2 separate regions of the Homo sapiens genome follow, and region 1 is linked to region 2. The links are chromatin loops, found by intact Hi-C in ENCODE. Cell type or tissue: heart left ventricle. All regions are shown on one strand. Each heading gives the region's core, and the rest is flanking DNA. Links, peaks and the distances in the headings are about the cores only.

Region 1 (9,044 bases), core at 77-5,076, 360 kb after region 2:
CCCAAATGAGAAGGAACCAGAAAACCAACTCTGGTTATATGACAAAACAAGGCCCTTCAACACCCCCCAAAAATCATCCTGGTTCACCAGCAATGGATCCAAACCAAGAAGAAATCCCGATTTATCTGAAAAAGAATTCAGGAGGTTAGTTACTAAGCTAATCAGGGAAGGACCAGAGAAAGGTGAAGCCCAATGCAAGGAAATCCAAAAAAATGATACAAGAAGTGAAGGGATAAATATTCAATGAAATAGACAGCTTAAAGGAAAACAATCCACAATTCAGGAAACTTTGGACACGCTTTTAGAAATGCAAAATGCTTTGGAAAGTCTCAGCAACAGAATTGAACAAGTACAAGAAAGAAATTCAGAGCTCAAAGACAAGGTCTTTGAATTAACCCAATCCAACAAAGACAAAGAAAAAAGAATACGAAAATATGAACAAATCCTCCAAGAAGTCTGGGATCATGTTAAATGACCAAACCTAAGAATAATGGGTGTTCCTGGGGAAGAAGAGAATTCTAAAAGCTTGGAAAACATATTTGGGGGAATAATTGAGGAAAACTTCCCCAACCTAGCTAGAGACCTACACATGCAAATATAAGAAGCACAAAGAATACCTGGGAAATTCATCACAAAAAGATCTTCACCTAGGCACATTGTCATCAGGTTATCCAAAGTTAAGATGAAGGAAAAAAATCTTAAGAGCTGTGAGACAGAAGCACCAGGTAACCTATAAAGGAAAACATATCAGACTAACCTAGCAGATTTCTCAGCAGAAACCGTACAAGCCAGAAGGCAATGCGGCCCTATCTTTAGCCTCTTCAAACAAAACAATTATCAGCCAAGAATTCTGTTTCCAGCAAAACTAAGCATCAAACGTAAAGGAAAGAAACAGTCATTTTCAGACAAAATTGCTGAGAGAATTCACCATTACCAAGCCACCACTATAAGAACTGCTAAAAGGAGGTCTAAATCTTGAAACGAAGCCTGGAAACACACCAAAACAGAACCTCTTTAAAGCATAAATCATACAGGACCTACAAAACAAAAATACAAGGTAAAAAGCAAAAGCAAAAAACAAAAACAAAAAAATAACAAAGTACACAGGCAACAAAGAGTACGATGAACGCAAGGATTACCTCACATTTCAATACTAACATTGAATGTAAATCACCTAAATGCTCCACTTAAAAGATACAGAACTGCAGAACAGATAAGAACTCACCAATCAACTATCCACTGTCTTCAGGAGACTCACCGAACACATAAGGACTCACATAAAGTTAAAGTAAATGGGTGGAAAAAGCCATTTCATGCAAATGGACACCAAAAGCGACCAGAGGTAACTATTCTTATATCAGACAAAACAAACTTTAAAGCAACAGTGGTTAAAAGAGACAAAGAGGGACATTATATAATGATAAAAGGCTTGTCCAACAGGAAAATATCACAATCCTAAACATATATGCACCTAACACTGGAGCTCCCAAATTTATAAAATAATTACTAATAGACCTAAGAAATGAGATAGACTGCAATACAATAATGCTGGAGGACTTCAATACTCCACTGACAACACTAGACAGGTCATTAAGACAGAAAATCAACAAATAAACAATGGATTAACTATACTTTGGAACAAATGGACTTAACAGATACATACAGAAAATTTCTTCCAACAACCTCACAATACACATTCTATTCAACCGTGCATGGAACTTTCTCCAAAATGGACCACATGATAGGCCATAAAATGAGCCTCAATAAATTTAAGAAAATTAAAATTATATCAAACACACTATCGGACCACAGTGGAATAAAACTGGAAATCAACTCCAAAGGGAATCTTCAAAACCATGCAAATACATGGAAATTAAATAACCTGCTCCTGAATGAGCATTGGGTCAAAAACAAAATCAAGATGGAAATTAAAAAATTCTTCAAACTGAATGACAATAATGACACAACCTATCAAAACCTCTGGGATACAGCAAAGGCAGTGCTAAGAAGAAAGTTCATAGCCCTAAACACCTACATCAAAAAGTCTGAAAGTGCACAAACAGACAATCTAAGTTCACACCTCAAAGAACTAGAGAAACAAGAACAAACCAAACCCAAACCCAAACCCACCAGAAGAAAGGAAATAACCAAGATCAGAGAAATAAATGAAATTGAAAAAAACTACAAAAGATAAATGAAACAAAAAGCTGGTTCTTTGAAAAGAAAAATAACATTGATAGACCATTAGCAAGATTAACTAAGAAAAGAAGAGAGAAAATCCAAATAACTTCACTAACAAACAAAACAGGAGGTATTAAACCTGACACCACTGAAATACAAAAGATCATTCAAGGCTACTATAAACTCAGCAAAATTAAGTTACTTCCTCCTTAGTTTGGTAGCATCAATGTCCTGACCCAAATCCATATCATCTGACTTCTGATTTAGTGCTTTTCTTTAATATCTCCAGGAATCAAATAAAGCTCACTGTCCAAGGAGGCATGTTGCTTTCACCAGTGCTCCTCAATCCTGATATGCATTAAAATCACCTTATTAAGTATAAAGATTCCCTGGCCCCTACCCTTCCTCTGACTTTCTGACATAGTAGGTCTGAGAGTGTCATTGAGTGCAACAATGACAAGAAAATGGCAATGCAATGCTATGATTTTCTTGCATTGTTCCTGGATCTACAACCAGGAGTACTGGCCATTGGGAGCCTGAATAAGTTGGCTCTGGAATCCTTTTGGAATGACCCTGTAGCCTTCTCACTATCTGTATGACAAGGTGCTTCAGGTTTCCCTTATTCATTTCCTGTTTGCTGAAGCTACCATAGCTTAAGGCCTAAAATTGCTGGCCTGTATGGTATGTGTCTCTGTGCCAAAAATATTTTCAGTTTACAGAAGTATTTCTTCTCTTGTTTAAGTAATAAGTTGCTAGTTTTCCTTCTCTGAGTTTAGTGAAAGGAAATACAAGCTCCTCTGATCCACAGGGAAGGAGCACATCAAACACTGAGATCCTGACAAAAAAAAAGAAAAAAAAAGGCAGAAATCCCTCAGTGAAACCTGTCCAATCAGTCTTACAAATGACCAGGCTCAAGAATCAACAAAGCCAAATAAAGTGTTTCTACCAAAAAAATTTTAAAAAACATCAAGATTTAAGAAATACTTTTAATCTTTGATGCATTAAATAGTAAAACTAAAAATCAACATTTCAACATTCTGACAACTCTATGTGTATAACTTCTGCAACTCAAATGGACTAATTTCTGAAAAAAGCACAAACAAGCAACTAAAACTCACCCAAGTTAAAATAGATAACCTGAACTGTCATATAATTTCTAAAGAAACTGAAATGGAGTAAAAAAGTTAAGAATCTGAAAAACAAATCTCCACATCCAGATAGTTCCTCTTGACTGGCAAACCTTACTAAGCATTTTTTAAATAATTCCAATTCTTAATAATTTCTTTCAGAAAATATAAAAGGGAACATTTCCCAATTCATTCTATGAGCACAGCATCATCCTGATAACAAAATTAAACAAATACAGTACAAAAGTAAACTACAGACCATTATCCCTCATAAACATAGATGCAAAAATCCTCTACAAACTATTAACAAATCAAATCCAGCAATATAGAAAAATAATGCACACCAATCAAGTGGGATTCATCCTGTGGATGTAAAGCAGTTCAAAAATCAACTAGTGTAATTCACCACACTAAAAGTCTAAAGAAGGAAAAAAAATCACATGGTTATATAAATAGATAAAGAAAAAGCTTGATAAAATATGACAGTCATTCATATGAAAACTCAGCAAATAGGAGTGGAAATGAACTTCTTCAAACCGATCAAGGGCATCTGCAAAAACTCTACAGCTAACATCATACTTGATGAAACACTGAATCTTTTGCCCCTCAGATCTAGGAACAACACAAGAATGTTCACTCTCACCACTCCCATTCAACATTACATCGGAATTGTTAGTACAATGGAAGTGTTAGTGCAATTTGGGAAGAAAAGGATATAAAAGGCATATAGATCAGAAAGCATCAAATAAAACTGTCCTTATTTGCAGGCAACATTATTGCCTATGTAGAAAATCCCAGGTAATCTACAATAAAACTCTTAGAACTAATAAATGAATTTAATACAGTCAAAAGATACAAGGTCAGCACACAAAAATCAACCTTCAACAGTTTCTATATATAAGCAAAGAAAAACTGGAAACCAAAATTTTAAAAATGATACTATTTACAATAGCTACAAAAAAAGGAAACAAATAGATATAAATCTAACAAAGCATGAACAGGATCTGTATATTAAAACTACTCTAAGACCAAGAGACTGTCAGGATGGATCACAATTCCTGTATCTCCTTAGATTCCATCACCCTGTAGTTCTTATAATGCTCCTTCTACTCACAATAGAAAAGAAGGCTCAAGACCTTCTTTCTAGAGTTAGCCTTAACAAAGACTAACTTTAATGTTCTCCCATGTTTTATTATATAGATTTCCCCCCCAGTCTAACTCTAAAACAGTCCTTTTAGGAAGTTAGGTAAGACTACATAGAAAACAGCAATTGCTTAGGCTAGAGGAATTTATTCATTCAAGATAGTTGTTATCTACAAGATTCTCCGCCAAGGACTAGGAAACATGGTTGTGTTTCTCTCTTAAAGAGCTTAAAGTCTATGCTGAATACATATATTAAACAAATGAAAGAAAATTAAATACCCAGGAAATTGAGGGGAGAGCACATCTATGATTTAGGAAGGAGTTAATCTAATCCCCCTATAACAAGATAGTTCACACAGCTCTTTAGTATGTCTTAGCCCTATTTCACCTTATCAGTTAATTAGAGAAAAGAAAGAAAGAGAGAAAGAAAAGAAGGAAAGGAAGGAAGGAAGGAAGGAACGAAGGAAGGAAGGGAGGGAAGGAGGGAGGGAGGGAGGAAAGAAAGAGAGAAATCCAGTAGGGCATGGTAGTGTGTGCCTATAGTCCCAGGTACTCGAGAAGCTAAGGAGGGAGGATTGCATAAGGCCAGGAAGTCGAGACCAGCCTGGGCAACAGAGCAAGACCTGCCTCTTAAGAAAAACAAAAACAAAACAAAAAACAAAACAAAAAAAATCCTTGGAAATCTCTAAGGAAGCTGAGCATGGTGGCATACGCATGTAATCTCAGCACTTTGGAAGGCTGAGGCAGGAGGACTGCTTGAGCCCAGGAGTTCGAGGCTGCCATGAGCTATGATCCCACCACTGCACTCCAGCCTAGGCAACACAGCAATGAGACCCTGTCTCTAAAAAATAAAAAACAAATTTAAACAAATCAAAATTGGGAGAAGGGAGACGGGAAAAGAAAGAACCTATTACTTTGACCCAAACACAACTTCAAAATAATAATAATAATAATAATAATAATAGATATGAGCCCTGGCTATGTTGCCCAGGCTGATCTTGAACTCCTGGGCTCAAGCGATCCTCCCACTTCGGCTTCCCAAAGTGCTGGGATTACAGTTATGAGCCACTGCACCTGGCCCCAAACACAACTTTAATAGAGCAACATGCAGTCAGCATCCCTACCCAGTTGAATGAACTGGGTAAGTGAAAGAAATTAAGAAAGCAATGAGCACCATCTAGTGGCCAGAATTTTTATTTTTCCTCACAATATTTAATCACTACCTTACATTACTGATGAGTTTGTTCAAACTTACTGCCTGTCTCCCCTCCCTACTAGAAAATAAGGTCCAGTGGGCAGGGTCTTTGTCTTTTTTGTTCCTCACAGCATCAGTAGAGTCTAGAAAGGTTGCCAGGCACATATACATATAATAAATAATTTTTTTAAATGAATGAACATCTTATATACACTTTATTATCCCAACTCCATTCCTAACACTTCTCCCTGAAAGTTTACAATTATTAAACATCATATTGATTATTTCACGAGTTTGATAATTATTTATATTCTTGTGCTATTTATAATAGAATCTTCTCCCTCTACTCCCCACAAAGGATTTCATCAGTATCCCTTCTTTAAAGACCTAGAAAAGCTGGTGTTGATTAATATTCCTAACATTGCTCTAGGGATCTAACTGGCATGAAGCATCTAGCACTATCTTTGGGCCAGCATTGTGAACACTGCTGCAATAAACATGGGGGTGAAGCCATCCCTTTGATATACTAATTTCCTTTCTTGTGGGTATTTACCCACTAGTGGGATTCCTGGATGATATGGTAGCTCTGTTTTTAGTTTTTGTTGTTTTGTGTTTTTTTTTTTTTTTTTTTTTTCAGGAACCTCCAAGCTATTCTCCATAGTAGTTGTACTAATTTACATTCCTACCAACAGTGTACGAGGTTTCCCTTTTCTCCACACCCTTGCCAGCATTTGTTATTGCCTGTCTTTTGAATGTAAGCCATTTTAACTGGGGTGAGATGATATCTCATTGTAGTTTTTATGTGTAATTTGCATATTTTGAACCAACCTTGCATCCCAGAAATAAAGCCTATTGGTTATGGTGGATTAGCTTTTTGGTGTTGCTGGATTTGATTTGTTAGTATTTTGCTAAGGACTTTTGTGTCTGTAGTCATCAGGGATGTTGGCCTTTAGTTTTCTCTTTTTTTTTTTTTTGAGACGGAGTCCTGCTCTGTCGCCCAGGCTGGAGTGCAGTGCCTGGATCTCGGCTGACTGAAAGCTCCGCCTTCCGGGTTCAGGCCATTCTCCTACCTCAGCCTCCGAGTAGCTGGGACTACAGGCGCCCGCCACCACGCCCGACTAATTTTTTTGTATTTTTAGTGGACACGGGGTTTCACCGTGTTAGCCAGGATGGTCTCGATCTCCTGACTTCGTGATCCGCCCGCCTCGGCCTCCCAGAGTGCTGGGATTACAGGCGTGGGTCACTGCGCCCGGCTGAAGTTTTGTTTTTTTGCTGTGTCTCTGCCAGGTTTCGATATCAGACTGATGCTGACCCTCAGGGGTTAGTAAGGAGTCCCTCCTCCTTGATTTTTCTGGAATAATTTCAGTAGGATTATTGACAGCTCTTCTTTATACATCTGGTAGAATTCGGCTGTAAATCCATCTGGTCCACAGGTTTTTCTTGTTGGTAGGTTTTTTAGTACTGATTCAACTTGGATCCCATTATTGGTGTGTTCAGGATTTCAATTTCTTCCTAGTTCATTCTTGAGAGGTTATATGTTTCTGGGAATTTACCCATTTCTTCCAGGTTTTCTAGTTTGTGTGCACAGAGGAGTTCATAATAGTGTCTGGGTATTTTTTTTTTCTGTAAGGTCAATGGTAATGTCATATTTGTCATTTCTGATTGTGTTTATTTGGATCTTCTTTTTCCTTATTAATCTAATAGTCTTTAAATCTTATTCTTCCAAAGAAACAACTTTTGGTTTCATTGATCTTTTGTATGGATTTTGCATCTCGATTTCATTCAGTCTGCTCAATTTTGGTCATTTCTTTTCTTTTGCTAGTTCTGGAGTTGATTTGCTCGTTTTTCTAGTTCCTGTAGGTGTGATGTTAGGTTGTTCATTTGAGATCTTTCTAACTTCTTGATGTAGGCGTTTAGCACTATAAACTTTCTTCTTACCCCTGCTTTAACTGTGTTCCAGAGATTCTGATATGTTGTATCTTTGTTTTCATTAGTTTGAAAGACTTTTTTGATTTCTGCCTTAATTTCATTGTTTACCCAAACATCACCCAGGAGCAGGCTGTTTAATTTCCATGTAATTTATAGTTTTAAGAGATCTTCTGGGTATTGATTTCTATTTTTATTGTGCTGTAGTACTAGAGTGTGGCTGGTATTATTCCAGTTTTTTGCAATTTGTTGAGAATTGCGTTATGGTTGAGCATGTGGTCAACCTTAGAGTATGTGCCATGTGCAGATGAGAGGAATGTATATTCTGCGCCAAACTGATTTGTAAAGTCAAAATTCATTTTCCCTTTTTAAAAATTGTTCAAAGACTGTAAAGACTATCTGACTGATTCAAATCACAAATTCTAACAGTTAAGTTGCTATCAATACAGCCAAACGTGTATGTGAATAGACAGACAACAGATAAATGAGACACACATTTACCCTGATCAGCCTTTCCATGGGTTAAGTGTACAATTTCTATTATGGTTTTTGAAATAGTTGAACTAATGTTTGTATAGCTATTATTATCTGGCTAGGAAACATTAGTTTAATATTCTAATACACACACATAAATATTGCATTTAAAATACTTACGTGAGACTGAAAACTGAACATAATTCTCTAGAGCAGGATTATAAGGTGGAAAAGTCTTTAGGAACTTACAACCCCACACTTAGTTGTCTTGTTTCCTAGAGCAGTCCTTCTTAGTACTACTGTAGGGTTATAAGATAAAGGAAAATGTAGTCCTGCCTCCTTGACTCTTAGTACCTAGAAGTCACAGATACCTCTTCAGCAGCATTTTCAGATAATGAGGCATTGCTACTATCTTCCAACTTGTTTTCCTCCCTCACTCCTCTATTGTCACCTGGAAGACCCATGTAAAAGGAAAGCGGAATGCCTTTGGGAATCAACTAGAATAGTAGTCAGTAAACAATTACAGGCAAACTGTGGCTACACTTCAGGAAACAAATGTAAAAGAGTTAAACAAAATTGAAGTTGATTTATTTATCTGCAAATATAGATAATTGGTCCAGAGCTGGAGTGGTGGCTCCATGATGTCAGGGCTCAGGATCCTTGTCTCTCATTCTATTGCACTAGATCATCTTGAACTTGTAGATTCCATATGGTGGTCCAAGAGGGCTGCAGGCATCTTAGACCTGTACCATGCACCCAAACTGGCAGGTAAACTGCAAACCAAGGGAACAAGAAGGGCCTACCACTCCTTTAAGACATTTCATGGCAGCTGCACGTACAGCTCCCATTTATATGCCATTGGCCACAATTTGGTCATACAGCCAACCTAGCCATAACAGAGGGTGGAAATGCATTCTTTATACAATGCACCCATGTACTTTGCTGAAACTTGGGGACTCTATTACTATAGATTTAAAAACAGATTGTGACCCAAAAAA
Region 2 (9,044 bases), core at 1,908-6,907:
AAGAGGAGGTCACTGATAACAGGAACATCTTGAAAAGTGGTGGGGTTCAAAGTCAGAGAAGAGTGGGTTGAAGAAAGACACGAGAAGGAAAAAACTCAAAAAGGGAAATTGAGATCTTTTTTTGCATTGAAAAGTGATTAAAAACTAAAACAAACACAAAAACAAAACAGAAGTTGGTGGCCACATGGGATGTGGAATTCAGGAAGCGTTTTCAAGATTACATAGATTAAAACATCTTTGTATGTTGATGGGAATATTACATGAGGAAAGCAAAATATGTTATAAGACAAAGGAGACACAATTACAGGAGCCCAGGACTTGAATACACAAGGGAAGGTAGGATTCTGGGCACTAGTAATGTAGAGTTTCCTTAATGGGAATGAGGGAAAAAATATGAGAATGGATTATCGTAAGGTAGTGGTTTGGTGGTAAGAATTGGAATGAGAAGGTTGGTTTATTGAAAGGAATTGGAGTCTACCTTCATGTGCTCTGGGGTAGAGAATCAAGAAGCTGAGATATAGCTGGAATCAAGCAACTGGCCTGTGTCCCAGGATACCACTTACCATGATTCTGTCCTGCCAGATGGTTCATCAAGTAGGATTTCCCTGTACGGTACAGTCCTACAATGGCCACCACCACCACTGGCTGAGAAATCTTTTCAAGAATCTGTATAGCTTGCTGGTTCACCAATAGCTGCTCATTGTTATTTTCCACCAGGCAAACGGGGGCCAACATTTTGGGTCCAGATTCCATGGCAACTGCCAACCTAGAAGAGCCTCCCAGTAGAAATAACGTTACATTGTCATTCTCTGTCTCAGTGTTTCCCAAGCACCCATCAACATAGGACTAATGAGACTTCTGTGTTTCTACTGGACAACATGTAATCTAGCATTAGCTGACTGCACAAGGCTTCTTTTATCACTCTCCCAAGTCTGTAATGATATTAAGTGATGAAACATGGAACATTATCTTCTTTAAAGTTTTACTTCAGTAGTACTATTAAAATCCAAGTAATTGTTACCATAATAGGGGGCCCACTAATACTCCAAGTCCTGTGATGCATGCCTTAAGTATCCAACCCCACTGACACAAAAATCTGCAAGTTGTAGATTATTATAGCCACAAATACACAAATGATATCACGAGTCTTACAAAGGATGAATGCAGAAATCATAGAACCCGGCTTACAAACCTGGACAATTGATTAAAATAGCAGGCTAGGAAGTTCTAAGTCTTTCTCTCCTTGGAGACATCACAAAACAACTTTAAAAAAATGGCTAAAATGATCTTATAGGAGCTCTGGAAAACAGTCATAAGTCTATAGCAACCAGGCAAATGTCCAATATTTTTAAAAGGCATATTCAAAATGGTAGGCGATTTCATGGCATTTTGTTTGCCAGTTCTGCCCACTCCACTCAGTGACATAGTCTTAGTTTGGAGGAGGTGGTTTTTCACTTCCCAGTTCTCTCCCTTGAAGTGGAGGGAGCAAAGAAGACCTTATTTGTAACACACTAACCTGACTGGGAGCTACCTGTTCTGGTTTCTGTTCTGCCTACCTTGGATTTCTGGTATGTCATACACAATGATTTCTTGTGTATGATATCAAAACCACTGGAAACAAGTGAAAAAAATTAGATACACCACACTTCATCATAATTAAAAACTTTTGTGCATCAAAGAACACTATCAACAGAGTAAAAAGGCAATCTATGGAAAGGGAGAAAATATTTGCAAATCATGTTTCTGATAGAACACATAAAGAACTCCTAAAACTCAATAGCAACAATAGCCAAAAATAAAAATTCAAAAATGGATAGAGTAGACTAGACGTTTATCCAAAGAAGAAATGGCCAATAAGCACATGAAAACATGCTCAACATCATTAATCACTAGGTAAATGAAAATCAAAACTACAATGAGGTACATGTTAGACCCACCCATTAGGACTGTTATTTTTTTTAAAAAGCCCAAAACTTCAAAACTGAAAACAGGTGTTAGCTAGGATGTTGAGGATTTGGAACCTGTGTGCACTGTTCATGGAATGCAAACTGGTACTGTCACTATGAAAACAGTATGATGGTCCCTTGGAAAACCAAACATACAATTAACATTTGATCAAGCTATTCTACTTCTACATATACACTCCAAAAAATTAAAGGCAGGGACTCACACAGATATTTGTACATCAATGTTTATGGCAGCATTATGCACAATAGCCAAAAGATGAAAACAGCTCAAATGACTCTAAACAGATGAATAGATGAACAAAATGTTGTATATACCTACAATCAGCTATTATTCAGCCATAAAAATGTAGGAAATTATGACACATGCTACAACATGGATCACCTTGAAGACATTATGCCAAGTGAAATATGCCAGGCGCAAAAGAACAAATATTGTATGAGGTACTAGAATAATCAGATACATTGAGACAGAAAGTAGAAGTGTAGCTACCATGGGCTGGGGGAGGAGGGAATGCAGAATCATTGTTTAAAGGTAGAGAGTCTCAGTTTACAATGATGAAGTTCTGGAGATAGCTGCACAACTAATGTCACCGAAGTATTTTCTTAATTAGTAAAATAGTAATTTTATTATGTATATTTTACCAACAAAAAAGAGAGTAAAAGACAAAAGCCTGGATAATCGGGCAACCTATTCCTCTGTGTTATGCTACTGCAACCACTTATCTGTCAAAATAACCTACCTCAAAGACAGTGGTTATGCTATAAGGTTTTTGATCGACAACCTGCAGTAACTTTTTAATGATCATCATATACTGAAACTTGTTCTCTAATGCATCAGTGTGACCTTATATGTTTGTCTTTTATCTACAGGTTTGGAAGAGTGATGGGAATAGAAGGGAGAAGGGAAAGGATCCACTATGGGATGAGAAAACTCTAGAGAATACAGGCTATCTTTCCAAAAGGGAAGCAGGAGAATGTCCAGAATCTAAAGAATTCAAGTACAGGCTGAAATACGTAGCCTAGAAGGGTCAGGTTCTCTGCAATTTACTCCCACAGACAAGAATAAGAAAAAGAATAAGAATAACAATACATATAATATTGCATATTATTTATGGAGATAAATTATAGATATCTAGAGAGAGAGAGAAATTATGTACATACATATTAATAGATAAGTTAGAGAGATTTCTTTTTGAGAGATAAAGTCAATGTCACTTTTGGGTGAATCGAGGTGAAAGGCATATGGGATTTAATTGTAATATTTTTAGAGGTGAAGTTTAATTCCATAAATTTAGTATTGAAAGTACAATTATTCTGTAGGTCTCCTGGCACATTTTTATTGCCATTATATTAAAATGGTTTTCTATGATACCTGTATTTCCTTATAATTAGAAAAATGTAAACATAATATTGTCTTCAAATGCCTCAAATACTCAGTTTAGAATTGATATGTCAGACACTCAAGATGCATCTAATGCCACCAAAAATACCAGCTCTATCATTCACTACTTATGTGGCCTTGACCAAGGAGGTCAAGCTAGCTGAGCCTGTTAATTATAGGGGTCTGTGAGTTAAATCATACATCCAACCTGGAGGGTGTTTTGATAATAAAACGAGACATTATAAGTTTATATCTTTGCATAGCATGCACCACACAATAGGATTTCAGTAAATGTTGAATTAAATGGAGGTTACTACAATAATTACAATAACAATTGGTCCATTAGATTATATATTTCAACAAAATATACAAACTATAAGTTACTAAGAAACAAAAACTACAAATAAATTTTTCACGGAAGCAAAACTGTAAAGTTCAAGCACGCTGTTGCTGTACAACCTGCTCTTGTCTGATTCTTCACTGAGGGGAGTAAGGAAAATGGAGATCAAACACGAGGTCCTGATTTCCACAGTGAAATGCATTGTAATGTGATGTGTAACGTGTTCATCACATTACAGTGACTGCAACTGTACAGTCCCTTCTTTAAAGTGAACAATAAAGGCAGCTCTAGGAAGATGTGGCTGCTCCTGCAAACAACTTTATATAAACCAGGTCTCTGGTTTCTTAGCTGTGTGGGAACCACAGACCTTTTAACTTCTACTAAATGAAATACAGCTGTTCAATCCTATTCAGGACTGGTTTTCACACTCTGATGTACATAAGAATCACCTGATCACTCTGATGATAGTTTCTTTTGCTGTGCAGAAGCTCTTTAATTAGATCCCATTCTCAGCAAACTAACACAGGAACAGAAAACCAAAAACTGCGTGTTCTAACTGGTAAGTGGGAGTTGAACAATGAGAACATGTGGACACGGGCGGCGGGGGGTTGGCGCTGGGGGTGGGGGTGGGAAACTCACACACTGGGGCCTGTCAGTGGGTGGAGGGCAAGGGGAGGGAGAGCATTAGGACAAATACCTAATGCATGCGGGGCTTAAAACCTAGATGACGGATTGATAGGTGCAGCAAACCACCATGGGACATGGTGGTTTTTAAAAAAATCTTTTTTATTTTAAACATAGTGTCTATTCTTCATCTTTTTTTTTTTTAAAGAATCAACTGAGAGGATTGTTCAAACCCAGATTCCCAGGCCTAAGTATCCATCTGTTTAGCAAGAGCTACAAGAGACTCTGATGTTCCTATGGGAAACTAACACCCCCCTCCTCCCCCACCCCCTCCCCACACACACATACACACACACACACACACACGCACACACAGAGTTTGGACTATATAATTATTTTTAAGTAATAAAGACCAGTGATGTGGGGCCTAAGTTTATTTCTACATAGAGATTTATAGAGCTCTTATTCTGAAGCTTTCCTAAGTGTGACCACTAGAAAGATAGACAAGAAACTCTCCCTTCCGGTATAATTGCCTGGAAGCTCCTTGTTCTCTGCATTCTGGGGCTTGCCGCAGGACCTGAGAGAGATAGCCAGGCAGGCGCCCACCAGGGCTCATTCCAGGCCACTCACTGCTGTCCTGAGTTGATGATCAGGGAACAGCACATCCAGGGGGACGCGGCGTGCCCGGCTGTCACTGGTTCAAGTGGAGAAGCTGAGCTTCCCCAGAACTAAAGCCAGCCACAGACTCCTGCAGGCCAGGCAGCAGGCACCCTGCCCTTCCTGCCCATTCCTCAGTTACCACTCTGAATCAGAAACCAAGTCTTGAGTTAGGAACTAAGTTGCATTTAAAAGAAAGTGAACATACCTGCTCTATAGCACCGCAGGTCCAAGAACAGTTTTCAGTTGCCTCACTCACCTCTTGTTTTCTTTCCTCCTTTTACTTTTCTGTTCTTTCCTTTATAAAAGGAAAAAAAAGCTGAGTAAGCTAGTTGTTTCCACAAATGGGATGGTGCAGTAAAAATAAACTTGGAAGTAAAATTAATCCATGCTTTTAATAAAGTGTTAGCAGAGCCATGCCTGAATCATCCGATGTGAGTTTGAGGATGGGTGTTGGGTGCAGGGGTGGGAGGAGGTCAGAAAAAGCCACAGATACTGCACAGTCACACCTTAGCAAGCACAATCCTGCCAGCTTTCTTTTGTCTTTCCCATCTTAGAAGGCTTCACAGGCTTTCTTCTTGATACCGTTCCCAGGTGGCTTTAGTTTCCTAGGCACACAAGAAAAACAGGAAATCTACAGTAGTCACATAAGCAAAGCCTTAGAAACCAAGAATATTTTAAGCATTTTTCTCTTAGTGGGAATTCTTGAGTTCTGGGGTCTTTTGTTAGTGAAGAACTTTTGATATTTTAAATGTGTTCACACATGCACACACACACACAGAAGAGAGAGAGAGAAAGAGAGAGAGCTAAAGATATTACTGGTTTAAAAAAAGAATGAACCATGTCTTTTACAGCAACATGGATGGAACTGGAGTTCATTATCTTAGGTGAAACAACTCAGAAACCGAAAGTCAAATACCACATTCTTACTCATAAGTGGAAGCTAAAAAATCTGCATACATGGACATAGAAGGTGGAATGTGCAGTGCATAACAGTGTACAAGCTCCTATGAGAATCTAATGCTGCTGCTGATCTGACAGGAGGCAGGTCTCAGGCCTTAGTGCTCTCTCCCTACTCACCTCCTGTGTGGCCCAGTTTCTAACAGACCATGCTCTGGGGGTTTGGGACCCTTGATGTGGACTATTTATCCAACAACCCACAGTTTCCATTGGTTGAGTCTTATCCCCAGGGACTTTAACTATTTTGAATTCACAAGCTGCCCTTGGGCAAAATAGACACCCTTTCACAGCTTGGAGAAACATCTGAGTGAGAAAAGGAGAAAGACTCTCTACAGAGGACATAGCAGCATGCTGGGACTGTCTACCATGGCTGCACTGCTAAATGGATTTGAGAACAGAAGCAAGTGGCAGAATGAGCAGACATGAGTTTTGGCAATAACTTAGGCTGAGGATTTGGGGAGTGTGGTAGACTAATCTGAATACTCTATTCAGACAAAGACTTGTGTTAAAAATGTAAAATTCTGGGCCAGGTGCGGTGGCTCACTCCTGTAATCCCAGCACTTTGGGAGGCCGAGGCGGGCGGATCACGAGGTCAGGAGATCAAGACCATCCTGGCTAACAGGGGGAAACCCTGTCTCTCTCTACTAGAAATACAAAAAAATTAGCCGGGTGTGGTGGCGGGCACCTGTAGTCCCAGCTCCTCAGGAGACTGAGGCAGGAGAATGGTGTGAACCTGGGAGGCAGAGCTTGCAGTGAGCCGAGATTGTGCCACTGCACTCCAGCCTGGGCGACAGAGCGAGACTCCATCTCAAAAAAAAAGGAAAATTCTGGATTCAAAAATGTTTAATATTTTCAAAAGCAATATTAAAAATTGACTAATTTGTCATGAATGATCTTAAAGACCAAATTCCAAGGGAAGGTGAACGCCCAAAGAGTTAAGTGGAGTATTGAAGCTGTTTTTTTTCTAATAGCATTTGCCAACCAAGGGAATGTGACCTTCAGTTTGGAAGGCATTTATGAAGAGGCCAAAAGTCAAAGACCAGAGCTTGTCTAAAGTAAAGAGTCTAGTAGGAGGCCTCCTTTAGATGTTATAAGACTAAACCAGTGATTCTTAATACTTGCTGCACATAAACATCAATTGAGGTTCTCCTTAAAAACTTGAGCTCTGATCCATCACCAGAGACTCTGATTTAGTAAGTCTAGAGTTGAGGGTGAGTGTGAGTGTTTTTTTAAAGCCTCGCCCCACCTCCAGGTGGTTCCAATTGCAGTCAAGGAGGCAAAGAACTGGAGTAAATGTCGAGAGCAACTGTGAACTAGAACTAGCAGGGCAAGCAGGTTTAGGACTGGCTAGCTGGAATAATTTCAGTGGGCTCTGGGGCAGAGGGATTGTTCTTACTTTTGATATTTGGCCTTTCGGTGAGTAGGGCAGATGGATAGTGGCCCAGAGAATGAGAGCCAACAGAGAAAGTGGCGGGGTGTGGGCTCCAGGTTGGTTGGTTTGCATATGAAAGGCACACTTGCAGGAGAATCCTGTAGTATCTCTAAGAACTGGCAAGCCCAGGGAGGGTCAGTCTCTCCAGGATCAGCAAAGCCCCAAGATGTCTAAAGCTTTAGATAGGGAAACTAGAAAATGTGTTAATTATGGGGTTGCATATATTGGATGGTCCATGAAGTCAAGCCAGGAGCTTAGCACAAAACACCCAGAATAGTCAAAGTGACCTGAGAATGAAGAACAAAGCTGGAGGCATCACACTTACTGATTTCAAAATGTATAACAAATCTACAGTAATTAAGACAGTATGGAACTGGCATAAAAATAGACACATAGATGAATGAAACAGAATAGAGAGCTCAGAAATAAAATACAATATTTTGAAAATATATTGAAAAGGTTCTCAACATTACTAATAATCAGAGAAATGCAAATCAAAACAATAGTGATATATCACCTCCTACCTGTTAGGATGGCTATTACAAAAAAATAGATGAGCATTGATAAGGATATAGAGAAACCGGAATCCTTTTACACTGTTGAGAATGTGAAATGGTGAGGCAACGCTGCAAAACAGTATGGAGGTTTCCCAAAAAATTACCTACTACATGATCCAGCAATACCACTACTAGGAATATATTCAAAAGAATAAAAATCAGAATCTTAAAGAAATATCTGCACTCCCATGTTCACTGTAGCATTATTCACAATGGCCAAGATATGAGAAAACACAAATGTCCATCAACAGATAAATAGATAAAGAAAATTTGGTGTATGTGTGTGTGTGTCTGTGAGAGAGAGAGAATTATTCAACTTTAAAAAACAAGTGTGTTCTGTCATTTGAAACAACATGGATAAACCTGAAGGACATTATGCTAAAAAAATAAAGCCAGTTACAGAGGACAAAAATTGCATGACCTCACTTATATGTGGAATCTAAAATAGACTCATAAAAGCAGAGAATAGAATGCTGATTGCCAAGAGTTCGGGGGGAGGGAAATGGGGAGTATATTCAATGGGTATAAGGTTTCAGTCATAAAGATAAGTAAATTCTAGAGATCCACTGTACAACATAAGAACCATAGGGCATAGCTATAGTTAAAAATACTGTATTATACACTTGAAAATGTGCTAAGAGGCTAGATCCATGTTACATGCTGTTACAAAACATAAGCAAATAGCAACAGCAACAACAAACAGGCATGAGGAAACTTGGAGGGGATGGGTATATCTATTACCTTGATTGTGGTGACAATTTTTTAAGTGTATGCAACTCATTAAATTATATATAATAAATTAATGCATTTAAAATATGTCAGTTATACCTCAGTGAAACTGTTTATAAAATAAATAGATAAATAAATATTCTTGTTTGCAGGTAGGGGAAATTGATAATTGAAATAAAAACCTTAACTTGCAAAACTGTTCTGCGGTTCACAAAACAAATAAACTGCACCAAATCATAGCATGCAAAACAAATTGGCCAAGCTCAAACTTTTTTTAACACCAGCTCATTCAGCTACATAGCTTCTTGAAGAGCAGACAGGTCTACTGATCTAACAACTCATCAGGAACCCATGATTTCTAAAGGTGAAACTCCTGACTGTGGCAGTAACTCACTTA

Evidence for each region. A loop is a pair of places that touch in the nucleus more often than their neighbours do. Peaks named below come from ENCODE experiments on the same cell type or tissue, not always from the same donor. Only the 100,000 strongest peaks of a DNase experiment are listed, where the experiment ranks them.
Region 1: a loop joins it to region 2, with 5 times the contacts of the local background. A loop is called at or near these places in 97 of 110 quality-filtered maps.

Annotation. Positions count from the first base shown.
Region 1 is chr1:88,995,467-89,004,510 of GRCh38, reverse strand. LOC124904215 (a long non-coding RNA gene) reads right to left here. Exons shown (of 2, transcript XR_007066212.1): 2 at 8,613-8,789. Among named protein-coding and RNA genes, the nearest start is that of RBMXL1, 7.4 kb to the right of the region's middle. In heart left ventricle, for the core only: no CTCF peak of the experiment used is centred there; no DNase peak of the experiment used is centred there.
Region 2 is chr1:89,360,261-89,369,304 of GRCh38, reverse strand. GBP6 (guanylate binding protein family member 6) reads right to left here and starts at 5,246. Exons shown (of 11, transcript NM_198460.3): 1 at 5,178-5,246; 2 at 564-776. The coding sequence starts at 753. In heart left ventricle, for the core only: no CTCF peak of the experiment used is centred there; a DNase peak (open chromatin) is centred at 4,994.